2 separate regions of the Mus musculus genome follow, and region 2 is linked to region 1. Evidence: chromatin loops called from intact Hi-C (ENCODE). Cell type or tissue: left cerebral cortex. All regions are shown on one strand. Links, peaks and the distances in the headings refer to the core of each region. The heading gives the core; the rest is flanking DNA. Region 1 overlaps Rora (RAR-related orphan receptor alpha). Region 2 overlaps Rora (RAR-related orphan receptor alpha).

What was found. Peaks named below come from ENCODE experiments on the same cell type or tissue, not always from the same donor. Only the 100,000 strongest peaks of a DNase experiment are listed, where the experiment ranks them.
Region 2: a loop joins it to region 1, with 2.4 times the contacts of the local background. A loop is called at or near these places in 2 of 42 quality-filtered maps.

Annotation. Positions count from the first base shown.
Region 1 is chr9:69,285,705-69,294,893 of GRCm38, forward strand. All of the region lies in intron 2 of Rora (RAR-related orphan receptor alpha), which reads left to right. Among named protein-coding and RNA genes, the nearest start is that of Gm46153, 15 kb to the right of the region's middle. In left cerebral cortex, for the core only: a CTCF peak has its summit at 4,015; DNase peaks (open chromatin) are centred at 3,587, 4,143, 4,677, 4,981 and 1 more place; H3K4me3 peaks cover 2,855 bases; H3K27ac peaks cover 2,091 bases.
Region 2 is chr9:68,880,304-68,889,492 of GRCm38, forward strand. The region is part of intron 1 of Rora (RAR-related orphan receptor alpha); the gene reads left to right. It overlaps Gm31262 (a long non-coding RNA gene), which reads left to right. Exons shown (of 2, transcript XR_379583.4): 1 at 1-9,189. Among named protein-coding and RNA genes, the nearest start is that of Gm31262, 62 kb to the left of the region's middle. In left cerebral cortex, for the core only: a CTCF peak has its summit at 4,744; DNase peaks (open chromatin) are centred at 1,852, 4,313, 4,568 and 8,611; H3K27ac peaks cover 1,189 bases.

The DNA.
Region 1 (9,189 bases), core at 324-8,323:
CGTATTTAAATGCCATTCTACTTTGGTCTTAAAATAGTGAGCAAGACAGACAAGCCATATTAAAATGTTCACCCCCCCCTTAACATTAATAAACAAGATAAATCAACGATTCCCTCTCTTATCTTTGATTCTGGATCTCTCCAGTATTATTCATAAAATGTTATTTTGTGAGACCTGGAGTCTTCTAGATTCACAATTTAGCAAGACCATGATCTACAAAAGGGAGTAGATGCCTTTTCTGCAGCTTCCCTCTGTGTAGTCTTGCTGGCCCTGATTGTCTTTCAGAAGGCAAAGACTGAGCTGAAACAAGGTCGTAGACTGTGTTAACTTTTGGGTGGCCTCTTCCCTGTTCAGTTAGAAAGAAATTAATTGAATTATCAAGCTGTAGAAGAGACAGGGGCGAGGAAAAGAAAGAACCAAAATGCTCCTATTCACATGTATCCCCAAATGTTGAAATCATCTTGTTTTGGGATCTTGAGGAGTTTGGACAAATGCCTCCACCCACTAGTATGCTACCCCCCACCCCACCCCCAAAGCCTTGAATTCATGCTTGGGTGTGATGGTGTGATATACCATATGATCAGGCCTCTGTGTGGTACAAATCTAAATCTCGAAAAAGCTAAGAATCATTTTTTAATGAAAATTAATCCTTGATTTCACTGGGGTATATGACCCATTCTGACTGCTCTTCCCCTGCACCCTCGCATCTCCTTCCTTCCCCCATCTAGCCACCTTCCCTTCCTTTCCCCACTCATCTTCCACATTCCTGTCTTTTTCTCTCATTTGTGACTCTTGGGTTTGGCCAAGGCCATCCATATGGCCTTAATCAGATTTACTATTAGAGTTCGGCAGGTTTGCTAGTGGATATACCATTGAAGACAACTGTTCCCCCTCCACCGGAATAATGGGTAGGCTCTTCTGAGTTCTCTCACACCCATGACTGACTGTTGAAAAGCCCTGTCTTGAATGGGCCCCTTGCAAGCAATTGCAGCTGCTACTAGTTCATGTTAATGATGACTGGTGTCAAGAGAATGGAACTCCACCACACTTTTCCACATCTTACTTCCTTTCCAGTCTCTTTCCACATTTCTTGAGCCTTAGAGGCAGTAATAGGAATGGTTTGTTTAGGGCTAAATCCTGTGCTTTGATGTCTGAGCATCTTGGGCAGCCATGTGTCTCTAGACTCATAAACTGGCCCTGTGGAGTGAAACCCAAGTCATTTTCTTGACCTCTGGAAGAGAGATCGACACCAACTTCCTGGCCATACTCTAGTCTGGACCCCTGCAGAAGTGCACCAGGCTCTGCTCAGGGATGAGCTGGGAAAATCTGGTCTCTACAATGTGTCTCTACTTTCTACTAAGTGTCAGATCTGGTGTATGCAGCCAATGGGACCCCACATGAGTCTGTGGCCATCTATAAACTCATTTTGACCTCTTGGCTGAGATTAGCCAACACAATAATGTTTGAGAACTCATATGTAACATTCTCCCATTTGCAGGAAAGAATTCCTATCCAATGGCATTTCCTTCTTGTAAGCAATATTCTTTTTTTTTTCTTCTTCAGAATGCATGTTTAAAAGGATGCAAAGAATATATTTCTTAAAACTATTTCCCCCCATGCTAGATGCTCCACTGCATTTATTCAATAAAATCCAATTATTCCTATAGATAATGTTTCAATATTATACCGTGTCTTTATATGAGGATGTTTTAATTTAGTGTGTGAAATTTTTTACAGGAATGTATTTGTAGCTCCAATTTGATTTTCTTGAAGGAAGATATGTGGCCTTTCATTCCTGGCTGGTTTGTTTGGTCAAAGACTTCTAAGTCCATGGGCAATTTATCCTATCATCTATTATAAAATAAACACTCTCATTTTTATTTTCAAAAGTTTCATAAAAGCTGTTCCTATGAAGTACAGTTATCTCCCCTAGGTTAAAAGCTGATGATATGTAATAGAGGCGTGTATTACAAATGGCATCTAGCCACCCAGGAAGGTTACGACTTAACATCTGAATTCTGCTGCTCATGTAGGATGTGAGAGCAATGCATTTCCAGAAGGGCAAGGTCAGGATTCCATTATCCTGGCAATGTCTTTGCTGGATAAATGTGTAAATATTTCAAATAAGTATGATGAGATGCTATTTCTATTGAGGACTTCTCTACAGGAGGAAAGATCATCCTCTTTGTAATTGTGGGAGTCCGTGTCACGGCGCATGCCATTCCTCCTTACCGATTTCATTTGAAATGGCCTGGAAATAACCGATTACTTTAGATGTAAGACTATTTACCTTGGAGTCAGAAGTCTGGCGGGCAGGCTGGAGCTAATGGATTTGGTTGTTTTCAAAGCATTCTTATCTACAGCAAGATACTGTTTTAAAGTGAATCCTCAGCTTGTCTATCAAGAGGCACTTGCACTGGGCAGAACACATGAACATGTGCTCTGTAGTTGTATTCTCCTCCTTTAACAATACAAAGAAGGGGAGGGAAAAAAATGCACCCAGCACCCAGTGGTGGGCTATTTTGGTGGCACTCTTCTTTTTACATGACTAACACAAGGGAAACCCAAAACCAAATTTGAAGACTGGGGCGTTGCCTCATTGGGAGATGGAGTTGCATCATGGGAACATGGTGTGATTTAATTTCATAATTGTAAACATTACAGTGGGTATGGCTGATTTCCTCTGTAACCCTTGTCCACTTCACTATGCCTGGACAGCAGAGTTAACATGGGTAGGTCCTGGCTTCAGATTCTTTTCCTGTCTCTTTTTTTTTTTTTTTTTTTTTTTTTTTTTTTTTTTTTTGTGTGTGTGTGTGTGTGTGGTTGTATTTCAAAAAATTCTAAAGGAAAAAAAAAACCTACTTGGGGATGAATGTGTCTGAAATCAAACATTTTTGTAAGGCCATAGCTTAACTAAAAGACAATGACGTTTTCTGACCATTCCAATCCTAGAACTGTGTAAATGTTTGGAAAACATTTCTTTTTCCTTGAAATGGGGGTTGGGAGGGGGAATGAACAGATCTGAATCTTTGTTATGGGGCTAGATGTCTGCATGTGTTCTAAATTACCGCCACAACACAGGGTCAAGGCTAGCTTGGTTCCATGGAAAGAGAAATATTAGAATCCTTCCTGTTTGATCATCAGAGGGTGGGGGCTGTCTCAGATCTGCACTAGGTAAGCAAGTTTGGCTTAGTAGATTTTTCCCCCCTTTTATGCGCAATACTGTAGGCATAGTTGCCAACGTTTTAAGTAAAGCGGAAGCCTGGTAAGTAGTCTTGAAATTCAGCATAAAGAGATTCATCTGGGAACAAAAATAAAACCATGATTTACGTAAATGCAGTAAAAAGTTTCAAACATTGGAGGGAATTAAATCTCGGTTGTAAGGTGAATGGTATGGCTACCGGTGTTGTTTGTTGTTTCTTCTGTTTAAAATGCCACGTCTTATCTTTGAGGTTAGAAAACTAGCGCCCTTTCCACTTGGAGATGGGTTTTCTGGAGAGACTTCTAGATAGGATGAGCCTGGGGACCAGTGGCTCAAATTGTCTGGCACCTGGAGCTCATTTAGCAGGCAGACATGGTTTTCCAGTCTTACATATACAGGCTGTCTTGAATGCGGGATGCTGCGGGAGTACGCAGCCCGGAACTACGACCTTGGATGCTGTGAGCTGGGTGAGTCCTGAAAGTCTTACGAGGGGGCTTGCTCCGTCCCAAAACTGGTGTCAGTTCCGGGCCTGGGGGCTGGGATGCCCTGGGACAAGAGGGAGACTGTAGCTTCCTCAGACGGAAAGCTTCTTTGGGGTTAATCATTCAGTGTTTTTGTCACTGAGAAGGGTTCTGGAACTGAGCTGAAAGAGGCATCAGGGTGCTTAGCTGAAGTGCCAGGGGGAGGGGGGTAGCGGGAGGGAGTGTGGAAAGTGGTCAGAGGCAAGGCAGAGAGCTTCCGGGCCGCCACAGGTGATCGGTTAGTAAAGAGGTGGCGAGGGACTTTGGTGCGGGCCCCTGGGAGCGCAGGGGGGCAGCACTGTGTCGGGGTGGGCCGTTCCCGGTCACCTGCCCGCGGGGGCGGAGCGCGGCGCCCAGGCGCACCCGCCTCCCGCCTCTTGCTCCCGCCCCGGGAGGAAGCGGAGGGGCGCGGTGTAAACAGAGCGGCGGCCGTGATGTCAGCCGGTCACATGGAGCCTCTTATGGCTCGGGATGGCTCTCGGCGGGCGGGCAGCTGCGGCAGCTGCTGCTGTGGCTCGGGCGGCGGCGGCAAGAGGGGGCTCCGGGGTCGGACGGTCGGCTCTCCCTGCGCTCTCCGCACCGCGGCGTAAAGGATGTATTTTGTGATCGCAGCGATGAAAGGTGAGCTCCGGGTGGCCCGCGGGGACTCGGGTGGACTGACGGCTCCGGGGGGCGGGGAGGAGGGCGCGCAGGGGGAGGGGTGGGCGCGCCTGCCGGAGCTCACGTACAGCTTGAGGGGCAGCCACTGGAACCCAACGGGGTCTCCGGGGCCACCGCAGCGTAGCCACTGGAGCTCGGAGGAGGGTTCGGCCTGCCGCGGGTCGGTGGAGCTAGACTCACGGGCCCGATCGCCCCTCCGGCGTCTTCTTAGCTGCTGTCACTCGTCTGGGTGCGCCTGACACCCAGCGGGGCTCCCCAAAGAAAGTTTGCCGAGAGTCGCAGCGCTTGGAACGCTCAGGGAGGATCTGGCAACTGGGAGGAAGCTGGGGACATCCACACTGGGTCCCCAGGGCCCGCACCCCGGGACAAGTCTGGCCTATGTGTGTGTGGGGGGGGGGGGGGAGCGGCAGCCAGGCCGAGCCCTGCATGCGAACGCTAGTGGTGTCATCCCCAGGACTGGTTAGCGTTCCAGGCCTGCCGTCCGAGCTTCGTACGGCCACCCCACCCTCTGGAGCTCCAGTGGCCAGCGGGTTAGGGAAGTGTGGAAACTCAGCGCTGCGTCCCTCGGACGCCGCCACTTCAGAAAGCGCGCGGGCCGGAGTCAGCCCAGCGCCCCGAAGGTGCCAAGACGCCCTCCGCCGCTGCCCCAGTCGCAGCGCGCTCAGGCTAGACACTTAGGTTTGTGCATGGATGTAGACAGAAGACAGGATCAGCCCACGGGATTGGAGAGGAGAAGCCGAGGTTAGACCGCGGCGAGGGCCTACGGGCACAGGTTAGCCGCGGCTAAGCCTCCGCACCCAGGGCCTCCTCCCTGGTCTGGGGAAGTAAGCTGTGGGAAGTAAAAGGAGGAAAGTGGTTTGCAGGGACGGCTGGCTTCAGGTGTCCCAAGGTGAGGCGGGAAGAAGCCAAGGCAAGTCAGGGAAGTTTGTGATGGAGACAAAGTTTGGAGGTGCGCAGGAAGTTGCTTGTGCCGCAGGGAGAAACCGAGACAGGCGCTTCGACCTTTGCAGATGGCCCTGGAAAGACTCAGCCCCATAGCTCTCTGCGCGATCGTGCGCCTGCTGGGTCCTCTCGGCGGATAATCTGCCCAAGCAGTGTGCAGGCCCGGTCGCCCGGCTTGGGGATTTAAAGCTCCATCTGTCTGTGGCACAGCGGCCGCTCCTCTCAGGGGCAACAATTGTGAGCACCCTGAAGGTCTTGCGGGGTTTTGCCCTCTAGCGCGGCGGCCCGGTGCTCGTTAAACGTTTGCTAGGTTTAGGATTATTTTGTTGTTGCAATCCAGGATGAAGGACACCCGTACCGTATCTGCGCCGGCTTTACTTTCAGATCATTGTGTTTTTTCACTAGAGATTGGGTGGCATCTTTTATTAATTATTAACAGGTCGAAGCATTCAGGACGCTAAGATGAGCTGGCTGCGTTCGATGAAATCTTTCTGTAGGATGCGCCCACGGCAAATTTAGTGCCTTTCCCCTTCCACTTGCGGGAAGTGAGGTTGAATCACTTTTATAATATGTGACTGGTATAACACAAGAGGGAAGAGCTTCCCGTGGTCTTAAGTGTGTGAAAGTATTGGGGAAGGAAAGGTGTTGAGGTTTCTTATTATGTAAAAGAAATCGTTTTCCCCTCCCCAAAAGAGAATCTTGGTAATTCTTCTTCCCATTAAACCTGTTAAGTGAAAACTGACTGCAGAAGCCGCGACGCCAGTTGTATTTCGTTCCCTCACCTACTTAAATTTAAAAACTAGAATTTGCTGTTTGGGAAGGGCGGGTGAAGGTCCTCATCCATACTGTGTACCATTGTGTTGAATGGGAGAAAGGTGAGAAGCTGAGAGAGGCTTCTTTTTAATTGCCCTTTCCTCCTGCTGAACAGTAAACCTCTCAAACATTAAGGAACTGTCCTTTGATGGTGTTATTTGAGGCTGATCTTTTTTAGTAAGTTGGCTTTTGGCTTTTGTAGGTTTAGTACCAAGTGAAGTTCTAATCAAACTCGCCTTGTGATAAAAACTGGGGGTCATCAGTATCCCCTCTCCCCTAACATACACACACACACACACACACACACACACACACACACACACACACACACGAGACTTGGGAGCTTCCTATGGCTGCTGTAAAATAAGATTCCTAGATTGGTAGTAATGTCACTGAGAAAAGGAAAAAAATGTCTAGACGTCCTTGCAGTGCAATTTTCTTTAAAACCCAAGCTTAGAGGTATGTGTATGTGTCGGGGGGGGGGGGCTTGGGGGGGGGTTGGATGAGAAATAGAATATTTCAGTCCCAGCATCTTACGTCTTTTGTCTTAATAGGATTGTCTTGCTTTGGTGCAAAATTTAGAAAAATAGTTTGTGGGAAAGCAAGGAATGCTGTAAATGTTTCCATATCAGATTTAAGGGAGGAAAAAAAAAAAACTGGCCTGGAATCGTATTAAATACTTCCCTGCTGCCTCTTGGTTTTAATAGTTAAATTGGTTCCATATGCAAGAGTTTACATAATTAGATTCTTCGTGCAAAACAGAAAGGTTCTTCTTCATAGTATAGCTTTCTGCTGCGTAGATGCCTGTGAACAGAGGAGGAGAGAAGGAGCCACTATAAAAAGAGAGGCATCCTCTTTGTTGCCCGATTTAATGATGTTTTTTTTTAAAAAAAAAAAAAACATCATTAAATCAGGCCTTTTTGAACTCACCAAAGAAGAAAATCCTTTCTCTGTGTCAGTTGTCAAATTAGTTTAGGCTTAAAGTGGTTCGATGCTTAGGAAGTAGTAACCTTGAGTTCGAGCAACTCTTCCCTGACCCTTCAGTGTGTTTTGTTTGCTTGCTTGCTTCACAACAGATTCCCACTACCATTTAGGTTGTTCCTTGGGCACAGGGAAAGAGTAGGGATGCTGTTTATTCTTGAGGCAAGGGGCACTCGGTCTGGTCATCACATGGGCCAAGTGCTGCTAGCTGGTAGCTGAGTGTTAAAAAACTTGAAGCTGGAGCAGTTGGTATTGTATGGCTCTGCAGCCTCTGTTTGTGTAAAGGGACTTAGAAGGATGAAAGCTCAGATGGGAGCCTCCATCCTGTCCTGGATCTTTCCTCCAGGTTGTCACACAGATGCCAAGGCACCTGGAGCCTTTGGAAATCCTCTTTGTATTGGACTTTGGTGTCACACCTAACTTCAACAGTCTGGACAAATTTGGCTTTTGTTTTTAACCGTGTGAAACTTGGATTCAATTCCTAGTCTCATTTTAAACATCCTTCCTGCGGTATCCCTTACCAGGCAGGGATCTGCGTCCCATTTAGGGGACCGGTGATGGATCGGACTGGTAGAAATTGAGGACTGAACGTTGAAAATCGAAAACTCAAATGGCTGCCAGTGCGGAGCCAACTGTGTGTGTGTGTGTGTGTGTGTGTGTGTGTGTGTGTGAAAGGGCACTTGCTGCCCAGTCTGAGGACCTGAGTTCTGTCCCTGGAACCACAGAGTGGAAGGAAAGAACTGACTCCCACAGGTTGGCCTCTGACCTCCCGATGTGTGCCATGGCATGCACATGTCCACATGCATAAAGACATAATAAATAAACATAGTTAAAGATAATTAAAGACAGAAGGACTGAATGTGGATGGATGTAAAGAGAGCCGTGCTGGTCTGCAGGGTGGTTTTTAGGTGCAGTTTTCATAGGCAGCCTCTCAATGCTGTTTTTTCAATTGTGTCATAATACGCTTCTGTCGGGTGTTTTGCCATCAGCCAAGCTGAGCACTCTGATGTAAGCATTAGCCAGGTAGAAAACATATCTAAGCCAACGTAGACTCTGTAATTTAAGTCCTGACTTTTCCTGGTGTTCAGTAGCCATATCTGTAAATAGATTCATAGTTCTCGAGACCCCTTTCTCCCGTTTTCCCTTCCAGCCATGGAGATCAGAACACCAATGGGCAAGGTCAGCAAACAGATCATTGCCAAACGTCTGAGAGAGCAGCCGTCAGCTTTGTAACTTACTCTGTGGCTCCTAAGATGATTATATTTAGAAAGGACCATTTATTTGGGCAAAAGTGAACTTTGTGGATGGACGGGTAGGTGGACGGATGCATTGATGAATGAGTCTTCCTAAATATTTCACCATCAATAAAGTTCCTTCATGGAATTTGTTGTCTGAGAATACTTTGTAATGACGGTGTTTGTGCAGGCCTGGGTGTAGCTTGGTTGATGGAGTGTTAGATTCATATGTTCATTTCTTCTTTCCTTAGCACCAAAAGAAATGTCAAAGATGGATTTTTTTTTTGTTTTCTACATATTTACAATGTTTATTGCAGACCAAGCAAAGCTGCTTGAGTCTGTGTGTTTCACATTTGATCGTTCAAAGCCGTAACCTTTAGACACATTACGCTATCGGCTACACTTACTTTATATTTTTCTGATTTAAAGTAAATTTTTAAACATTCCCCTGTCACATCCAGTATAAACTGATGTTTGATAATGTTTCCAGGTCCTTTGAGGAATGACAGGCAGAACTATGCCCCCATCTAGCCACTCCCCAAGAATCCTTCCCATTTGTTCTGGCCTTTGGACTGGAGGATAGAGAGGTTCAGCGCCTGAGCTCTGTGAAACCATCAGTAGTGTGGGGATGACAGGACAGGACAGGCTTTCCCCATAAGCTGTCAGAGTGCTATGCCTAGAGAAGAGGTCTAAATAAGAGCTCAGATTAGCTGATGAGAAATATGGGGTCGGGGGGAAAGGCACTTGAAATAGATTGTTTCTAGATTTTCTATTTTAAGTGAAACATTAGCCCCTGTCGGGTTTTCAGATAGGATAACTTAACCCTCTGCTCTCA
Region 2 (9,189 bases), core at 753-8,752, 400 kb before region 1:
CTTAAAATTAGCTAATTGCAAATGACTATGGGCTGGGACCCCAGAGACTAAACAAAAGGCACAGTCATTATGTATTCTGAATAAAAAAACAAATATTGTCATCCAGTCCTGTCCTGTCCCCATCCCCCAATATCCCTCTGTTTCTTGAGTCCTTTTTTTTTTTTTGTGAGCAGTGTACTGTTCTGACTGGAAGTGAAATTGGGCCTTATCCAGACACTTTAATTCATTGGAGTGGTGGCCTCTTTCTTTATAACCCTGAACTCACTTCTAACATAGATATAGGTAGAACTCCCTTGAATTTAATTTTGGACACAGCCCCATCCCATCTCTTATTGTGCTATAAGCAAGTGTTTTAATTTCATCAAGTATGTGTATCACAACAACACTAAACAGTTGTCCTGGTTGGGGTGTAGTGGAGGGTCTTCCTATTTGGAGTTGCTTCTGACAACTTGCTACAAGGCTGTGAGAGACATCAACTGCAAACGCCCAACTGCTGGTTACGATGCTGCCCGTGGCATGGCTGCGACACAGTGCACACAGCTACAGCATCTGCAACATTCTGCCTACTTCAATTCCAGAAAGGTTCTCAATATATACTCCAACTCTGAGTAGACAGGAGAGTGTCAGTTTGCATAAGCCCTCACTGACAACGCTCTCATCTGCCTTTTTTATCTTTGCTAATTGGATACGTTTTAAAGAGTATAAGGCCCCTTAGTTTGCATTTCTTTGATTGTAAATGATGCTTGATACTCTTTATTTCTTTAGATTAAACAAAACTAGCAGTGTGGTGCACACCGCTATTTTCCTTTCTCGGTCACCGGTATTATTTACTCAGTCCGATGTCTGTATCCATGTCGCTCTGTGGTAGAAGGCCTCATGTTCCCAGTTCAGCTTTCCTAAGGCATGCTAGGAGATTTAATCAGCAACTGAAAGAGACAGTGGGGCGCGGCGTGCCCTCCATCCAGGTCCCCGTGGACTCTTCGCTTTGAATCTGCCTGCTGCTTCTCTGACAGGTGTACTTCTTAGCTCCAGAGACCTGGACCAGACAACCCTGAGCCCTCACTCTGTCTGATGTGCCTTGGGACTTTAGACGTTGCCAAAATACATATGGCCTAGAGAATGCAAAAGGTCACAGGATTATTTTTAGAGGGGACAGATAAGGCTCTGTTTTAAGCTTAAGGACTCTAATAAGACACTCTTTTTCTATTATTTGTATGGTAGATATGTGGTCTTTTACTCTGTTTTGTCTCTCTGTGTCTATGTCTCTGTCTGTCTTTCTGTCTTTTTGTGTCTTCCACTGTGTTTCTGTCTCCCCCTTCCATTATATACTTCTAGGACAAGAAGTAAATTCTATTAGTAATGAAATCAGATGTGTCCCAGGGAGTGAAGAACATCTCCTTTGCCAACCCAGAGGTCAAAGAGGATTTTTCTCTCTTTGTAATGAGTTGAATATCCGTCTTGCTTGAGATCTCTTTAGTCTGTGATCCTTAATGTGTGACATTGTCTTCCTCCTACCAATTGTCTTTATCCTAAATTTATTTTTTAATGAAGGGAAAAGATTTTGGAGAGAGAGACAGAGACAGAGACAAAGGAGACAGAGATTCAGAAAGACCAGGAACTTGAAAAGGTGACTGGTCAGTTAGATAAATATTTGTCTGCCCTTCATGGACACACATAAGACCACACGGTCGCCACACCCCCGGCAAGTGTTTAGAGGAGGCAGATATGAATCGAGGATGTCTCTGAGTTTCAGAAGTCTGCCTCTCCCAGCTGCAGTCCTAGAGGAAGCCTGTATTCATAGATCCTCAATACAGCACCAGCGGGACCCTAATTAATGAGTTTGTTTGTTCTTCTTGCCAGCTGGGTACAAAAAGCATTGTCTAGTCTCTAGCCAGTGTGTGTGTGTGTGTGTGTGTGTGTGGTGTTTGGATTTGGAATTCCTAGATCTCAAAGAGATTAGCCAGTTCTTACAGCCTCCGCTGCCCCTCAAGAATTAGTCTAAAAGGTGGAGACATTTTCTTAAAGTGGCTAATAACCAGAAACACCCTTTTTGTTTTCAGGGAAGGGGAGGGGTGCACATATTATAGCCTGTCATGATGATGGATAAGATTGTTAGCCAGTTACATCCTTGTGTTTTCAAGTGACTTACAGAAAGCCAGTTTGGTGACATTGGGAGGCTGCTGGGAATGACTTGCTTGCAGAAGATTAGATCTCCAGCTGGAAGATGCTCTGGATAAAGTGAGCCGTGGGCCGATGGGTCCCTAATTCCCCAGTAGGCTGCCTTGGGAGACACCACTGTATTCCCTTCCTTCAATATGCTACAAGCCCTTTAATCTCTGGATTGCATTGTTTGAGCACAGAGCAAGGCTCCTCCAAACCCAGGATTAAATTAGGAGAAATCCCCCTGCTGCTTCTATTGAATTGAGTTAATATAATGAGTTTATTGTTAAATTAAACAAAATGAAACTTGCCATGTGGAAGAAATATGGCTGACATCACAGTGGGATGCTGGTTTGGTTTGTGGGGTTTTTTTTTTTTTTTTTTGCTGTTGTTTTTTCTCTCCCCTACCCCTTCCCACCTTGCCTCTGAACCGCTCAGAGGTGGCTTTTTGGCTCTGATGTTCCAAGTCTCACATTCTGACTCTGCATCCCAAGGGACATGAGAGCTGACAGTTAGGGCCAGCACTTCAAGCAAAGAGAAAACATGAGCTGTCCTTGGTGGTGGGATACAGTAAGTCTATTTTTGAGAACTGTGCCTTCAAAGAGGCTGATCTGTTAACACATAGACAGGTACCTATTTCCCTCCCCTGGGGGAGAAGCTAACAGGACGCCTCTGCACTGAAAGAGTTAACTCCGTGGCAAGCTAGCCAGTGTAGCACAATGGCGACTTCCTTCTTTTGACTGTAATATGTAAGACCCAAATGCTTTGTCAGCCTCTTGCAGCCCAAGACGTACACAGCCATGAAGTGGATCGTTATTGGCATGCTGTTTCTAAAAGGGAAGCTGGACTCCGAGTTGACTTATTAAGATTTTTCTAGAACATAGTTGTCCCCTTCCCTTGGCTCAGTACTCAGTTTCCAAAGCATTGTTTTCTTCCTTGATTTACATGATGTCTGGGCATTGATCATCTTTAACCCAGCATTGATAGACAAAGGGATCTCACTTGGTAGTCAGGCAAACCAGAGTCAGGTGCTGGGTGAAGCTTCTAGAATGCACTGGATAAGGCTTTTTTGTCTGTATGGAATACTTTAAGTCTCTCCACTGGAGAAGGTCTTGTTTTGGTTTGGGTTTTTTGATGTTGATGTTGTTCCTTCAAATAATTATCTTAAGCTCAGAAGCCACCTGGAACAAACTTCAAACTAATGCTGAGGAAACGGAGGTTAAAGAAGTGAGAGGTTTATATGGTGCGTATCTCTCCAGACCTCCTGCGTCCCTGGCTGCCAGAGGTCCACATGACTCTCTTCTCTCCCATCTCATGTTCCCAAACCTCTCATAAGAGTTTGGAGATGTATTTAGCAACAGTATCACGTGCCCTTTGCCTTTCCTTCTCTGCCTTCTGAACAGCCGCTCTTTACCCAACTCTCCCCCACCAGATTTGTCATCAGTCAGCCAGTTATCGATTCCTTATCCATTTCGCCCTCAACTTTGACCCGCTCAGAGAGTTTGCTGACATCATCTGCCCCACTTACCCCCACATCATCACCTTTGAGCTGAGATCTGGAACTTTCTTTGATGTCATCGGCCTTGTCTTACCCTGACTGTTTCCCTTCAGGAATATTCTCTTGGGTATGATATCAATCCCTGCCTTAGTGTCTCATTAACATTTCTTGACTAGTCACCTAAGACAACTTAATGCCTAGGCTTCGAAATGTGTATGGTTAATGCCTCAAAACGCCCAGTTAACCTTATGTAAACCTGTATCAGCTATGGGGTACGCTGGTGAAAGTGAGATTGGGTAAAACAAACATTCCCATTTAGTAAAAGGAGCGTGTTCTTGTCATCATCATCAAGAAATTCTAACCATCAGATGTGTTTTCCAGAAAGATCTTCTTTAGTTAATAATTTCTGGGGGGAAAAAAACTAATGCTAAGTATAACCCATAATTTTACATCTGTTAAGTGATTTGAACTGTAAAATGTTAACATTCAAAAAAAAAAAAGTTTGCCTTTCCAGCTGTTGATCCTCTCTAAAGAGTTGCAGTTGGCATGCAGGACATCTCTCTGGCAGGCTCACAGAAGCTCTGTGTGCAGGACGCCTCTGTCTTTCTAGCAGGCTCCAGGAAGTTCTATTTTGATGCCTTCCGGGGGCAGGGTAAGTTTTTGTACATAATTCAGCTGCTTTCGCTTCCTTTTAACACACAAAGTCTGGTTAGAATTTACCTCTGTTTACTGCTTTACTTGGAATAGCCAGGTTGTGTTGTCCTCTGTACTTTGAAGGGGGCTACGTTGAAGCTGGAAGGAAGCAGGACCTTCCCGTACCCATTCCCTGTCCCCCACTTTTGCCAGTAATGTAAGACTCCCCTTCCCTTCTTGCCCACATGCACAAACTAGCCCTCGGCCCTCACAGACAGATGGGCAGGAAGTCTTGAGACTGCAGAAGGGACCTGGCTGGCTCAAGTTCCAGCATATATGTGGGGGAAGAAAGAAAGAGCATACGTACAGCCTAGTTTTTAGCTTCCACTGTGGTGAACACCTCCCTCTACGGTGTGCGCATGTAAGTCCCTGAGCCTCAGAGAAGGGCTACCATTCATGCATGCAAACTATGAGGGGGTGGCACTCAGGTGGGGGGGGGGAGGACAGAAATTCTAAATGTGTGAGCTGCCTTTGGGGGAATATGCCTCAGTGGCAGTGTGCTCCCCATTTATTTGAGAACCCGGTCTTCACACACACTCTCTGGGAGCCCTCACAGAGTGTTCTAGTGGAGCCCTGTATGCTGTGAGAATAATTTTTTTCCATCAAACAGTGAGGGGTTTTAATTGCTCAGCAGCCATTTCTCAATGTAAATTATTTTTCATTCCAGGGGTCCATAGAAGATTTAATTTGAAAGAGAATTCTACTGCTTAAGAAAGCATCTTCTTGGTAGCCACCACATGGTGACTTTGAATCTTTCGTCTAGCTCCAGGAGACTGTAAATAACTATAGCAGAATCCAGTGTGGCTGGTTATCACATTTGGAGTCCCCCAGTCCCCCTGAAATCAGCCCAGGCTTACTACCCACAGCCCATCCAAGAATTGTCCTCCCCATAGACTGGGGACCGTAAGAGCTCCAAACTGGCCCTTCTTTCTCTGGGCTACCCACTGTGCTTTCTCATCATCCTGTTTCTCTCACTGAAGGGAAGAGCTGAGCTTTGTCATGCTCATCTCTCCTAGTGTGTCCAGGGTTCTCCAGTATGAACAGAGGCTCTGTGCAGATGGGAACAAGCTCAGGGAGATGTGTAGGGTCTACCAAAGGCACTGAAGCACCTTGGCCTCATGTGCTGGAGGAATGCACACGAGGGAACTTGGCCTAGTAGAAACCCCCAAGGCCAAGCCAACCAACTTCTAGGTCTAACCTCTCCTATAAGATGCTGAGAGACCAGCGGAGCAGCACCCAGCAGATCTCCTTAATTCTATACATAAGAAGGGAATCTCCCATCATTGGTGTGGCTGTTGAGGACCAAACCATTGCACCAGCATCTGCACACATGCATGCTGACACACACACACACACACACACACACACACACACACACACACACACACATCACTCCTCATTCTTTCCATGGAAGGTCAAGAATATGATCTTTAATTAAGCAGGCAAAGTGGTATCCGTGGTATTGTTGCTCCTTCTTCCTTTTCTCTGGCATTTCTCAAAGTTATCGAGGAGAGGGTAATTTGTCCAATGAAGCAAACATTAAGCTTCATTGGTAGGGAGTGTGAATTTGTGCTAATAAAAATGTCCCTCAGTGTCTTCCATTCCAGGGATGGAAGGCTGAGATAATAGGAACTATGAATCTGGTCCTTTTAAATGCAAACTATTATGCAGAATTTATCTATAAGTGTATTTTAAGAAGATAAACATTCAGTGCTCAAGTCTAGCACTGGATTATCTTGTTTTTAAATACATATTTATTTGAATAGCAATGACTCTTGGAAAAATATCTTTTTTGGAGATGATTTTAATCTTAATAAAGGTATTGCTTTCTAGAAGCTGGTAAAAGTTATAACTGTCATATTTGCTTTAATATTTTTAGTAGATGATGCCATTTAAATAAATAAAACATACATACAGACAGACACACACTCACACACACACACACACACACACTCACACACACACACACTCACACACACACACACACTCACACACACACACTCACACACACACAGAGTGGGGGTGGAGGGAGACCTTAAAGACTCATGCCTGGCATATTGAAACACTAGATGGCTGTCAATAAACTACTTTCCTTTTCTGAACATCATTAAGAAAATATTTATTTCACTCTTATGTGTATAGATGTGTTTGAGTGTATTCACATGCAAAGTAAGTATTTGCACAAGCCTGCAGACATCAGAAGGGGTATAGGATCCTTGGAACTGGAGTCACGGAAGGTTGTGAGCTACACTGTGGTTCTGGAAACTGAACCTGGGTCCTCTGACAGAGAAGGAAGCACAGTTATTAACTGTTGAACCAATAAAGGGCTTTCTTCTCAAAACCACAAAGACCCACATTGATATATAAGGTCTATAAGATATAATGCATAGTAGTGTGTGTTATAATCCCAGTGCTGTACAGAGAGAGATGGATGGGTCTCCTGGACTTACTACACAGCCAGTCTAACCTAGCTAGCAAACTCTAAGCCAATGAGAGACCCTTTCTCAAAAAACAAGAGACATGGAACCCGAGGAACAACAAAGTTGATTCCCACCCTCAGGAGTAGACCCCATAATTCAATGCCTGTTCACTTCCAAATTTCTATCACTCTCTTTCTATTTCAAACAAATGAGCTCACATCACATAAGTAAGTGTAGTCAAAAATACCAACATGTTGCCTTCTCTTCTGGGTACCCAACTAACACTTTAAATCAAGATCACTGAGGACAACTGCTTCACACAATCAGCTTACTTTTACATTAGAAGAAAAATTAATTGGCCTGAGGATGAGTTCAATTCCTGCACCTATAATAAAAGCAGCTCATGGGATGTCCTTGTAATCCTAGCATTGGGAGCCAGGGACAGATTGTTAGGCCTTAGTGGCCGGCCAGCCTAGACTACTTGGTAAGTTCCAGGCTAAGAAGATAACTTGTCTCAGAAATAAACGAGGCAGGCAGTATCTAGTGGAATAACACTAGAGATTGTCCTCTGGCCCCCATCTACACTGTATACCTGCACACACACCACATGAGCACATGCAAGAACTGTAATCTAATAATTAGTTGTATTGCTTCCTTCTCTCCCATAAAACCCTTTTGAATGTACCCTGTATTTTGTCAGCTCCTAAAAAGCTCATTTGTGGATAGTTTCGAATTACTTTTGAATTATTTGAAAGTATCTTTTCTATAAGGCATCTGATACAGCAACAGAAGGTGTGTGTCTCCTGTGTGTTTTCAAAGTAGCTGCCCGTAGGACTAGTCTGCTGAAGACTTCAGTGTTGCTGAAATCTAAGCCCTTAAATCCTCAGACCTTTGTGCAGGTATAATTAACATCCAAATAAATACACCGATGAGATATTAAGTGTGCAGTGCAATGAGTTTGCAATGAATGTAGACAACTGTCTACATCTGTATGAGCGCTAAATTAAGCAAGAGACAGAATGCTTCAACCCTCTAGGTGCTCTCCCCTGCAGAGGGCTCCCTTTGATAGCTCCCTGCCTCATATTGGTTCTCTTTATTTCATTATCAAATGTTGAAAAGGGCAAAATGTAGTAAGTAGGGAGATGGCTCTTCACTTTGAACTTGACGCAGAATATTGATTGCTTTCCTTAGAGTGAATGGCCAGAAGTACACTCTTCCTCACTTTGGGGACAGGATTCTGTGTCAGTCGATAGTTGTGGCATGTTCTTCGATGTTACAACTTACCCAGCAGGCTTCTTTGTCTTGTGGGGAAGCTCCAAAGTATGTGAGAAGAAGTCCACACCCAGGCCATCTAGGAGGACTTGAACTGGACCATGAGACCTGGGATGCTGACACTGAGGAGCGGGGTCCCTGTACCATAGACTTCTGACCCAGTGGGGGAAGAAAGCCCCAGCAGTCAAAGGAAAGAGGCTTGTCAGTGGGAGGATGAAGAAGGAGGAGACAGCCACAGAAGAAGGTCCCTTCTCAAAGGTCCCTTCTATCATAGCAGGGTCAAAAGACAGAGAGGGCTTGGCAAGATTCTCACCAGGATACTCTATATAGTCCCCCGACAAACCAAGCAAACTCAACTCCCATGCTGGAAGCAGCACACATTACCATCACCCCCCCTCCCCAACACACACACACACACACACACACACACACACACACACACACACACACGTCCCTATGCCTCTGTCCCTGGACTGCTAACAACCAGCTCAAATTGGCTGATTTCCCCACGTTTGTCATGGAGCCAGCTGCACTGCCTCAGCTGAGCATCTGTAGAAAGGAAAGCAAAGAACCAGGAAGAAAAAAAAAAGACACTTTCAAGTCATTATTCTTCTTCATTTCCCTATTCTCTGCCCCGCCCCTCGCAGGCTCCACTGCCGTGCCTCTTTCTTCGTCGTGTTCTTTATTTAAAAACTCTTTTTATAACAATCTTTCCCTTTATGTGGCGAGAGCCCCTGGCATCCTTCCATGACCTGTCTGCAGAGAGATACTCCTCCCTCCTAATTAGGCCTTTCTTACCCCACTTCCGCTCTTCCTTCTCTTTCTCTCCCTTTTAAAGCTTCTGGCCCTTGACACTCTGAAGCCCCAGTGGAATAACCACACTTGCTAAAATGAAGGGTCCTCAAAAAGGTGATGGAGTTGGCTTTTTCAAGGAACCCTGAAATTCACACAGATCCGTGATTACAATGGACCAGGGTACCTAGTGATGCCAAATTAAGATGTCTCATCCCAATTGTAGATTCACATGCACTCCCCTATACTTGGACCATTTCATGTGTGGATCCTTGTAGATATAAACCATCATTTCTGGGCTATGTCCTTGTAGGTTTGGGGGCAGAAGGGTAGGATCCTGTGCTGTCCCGTTGA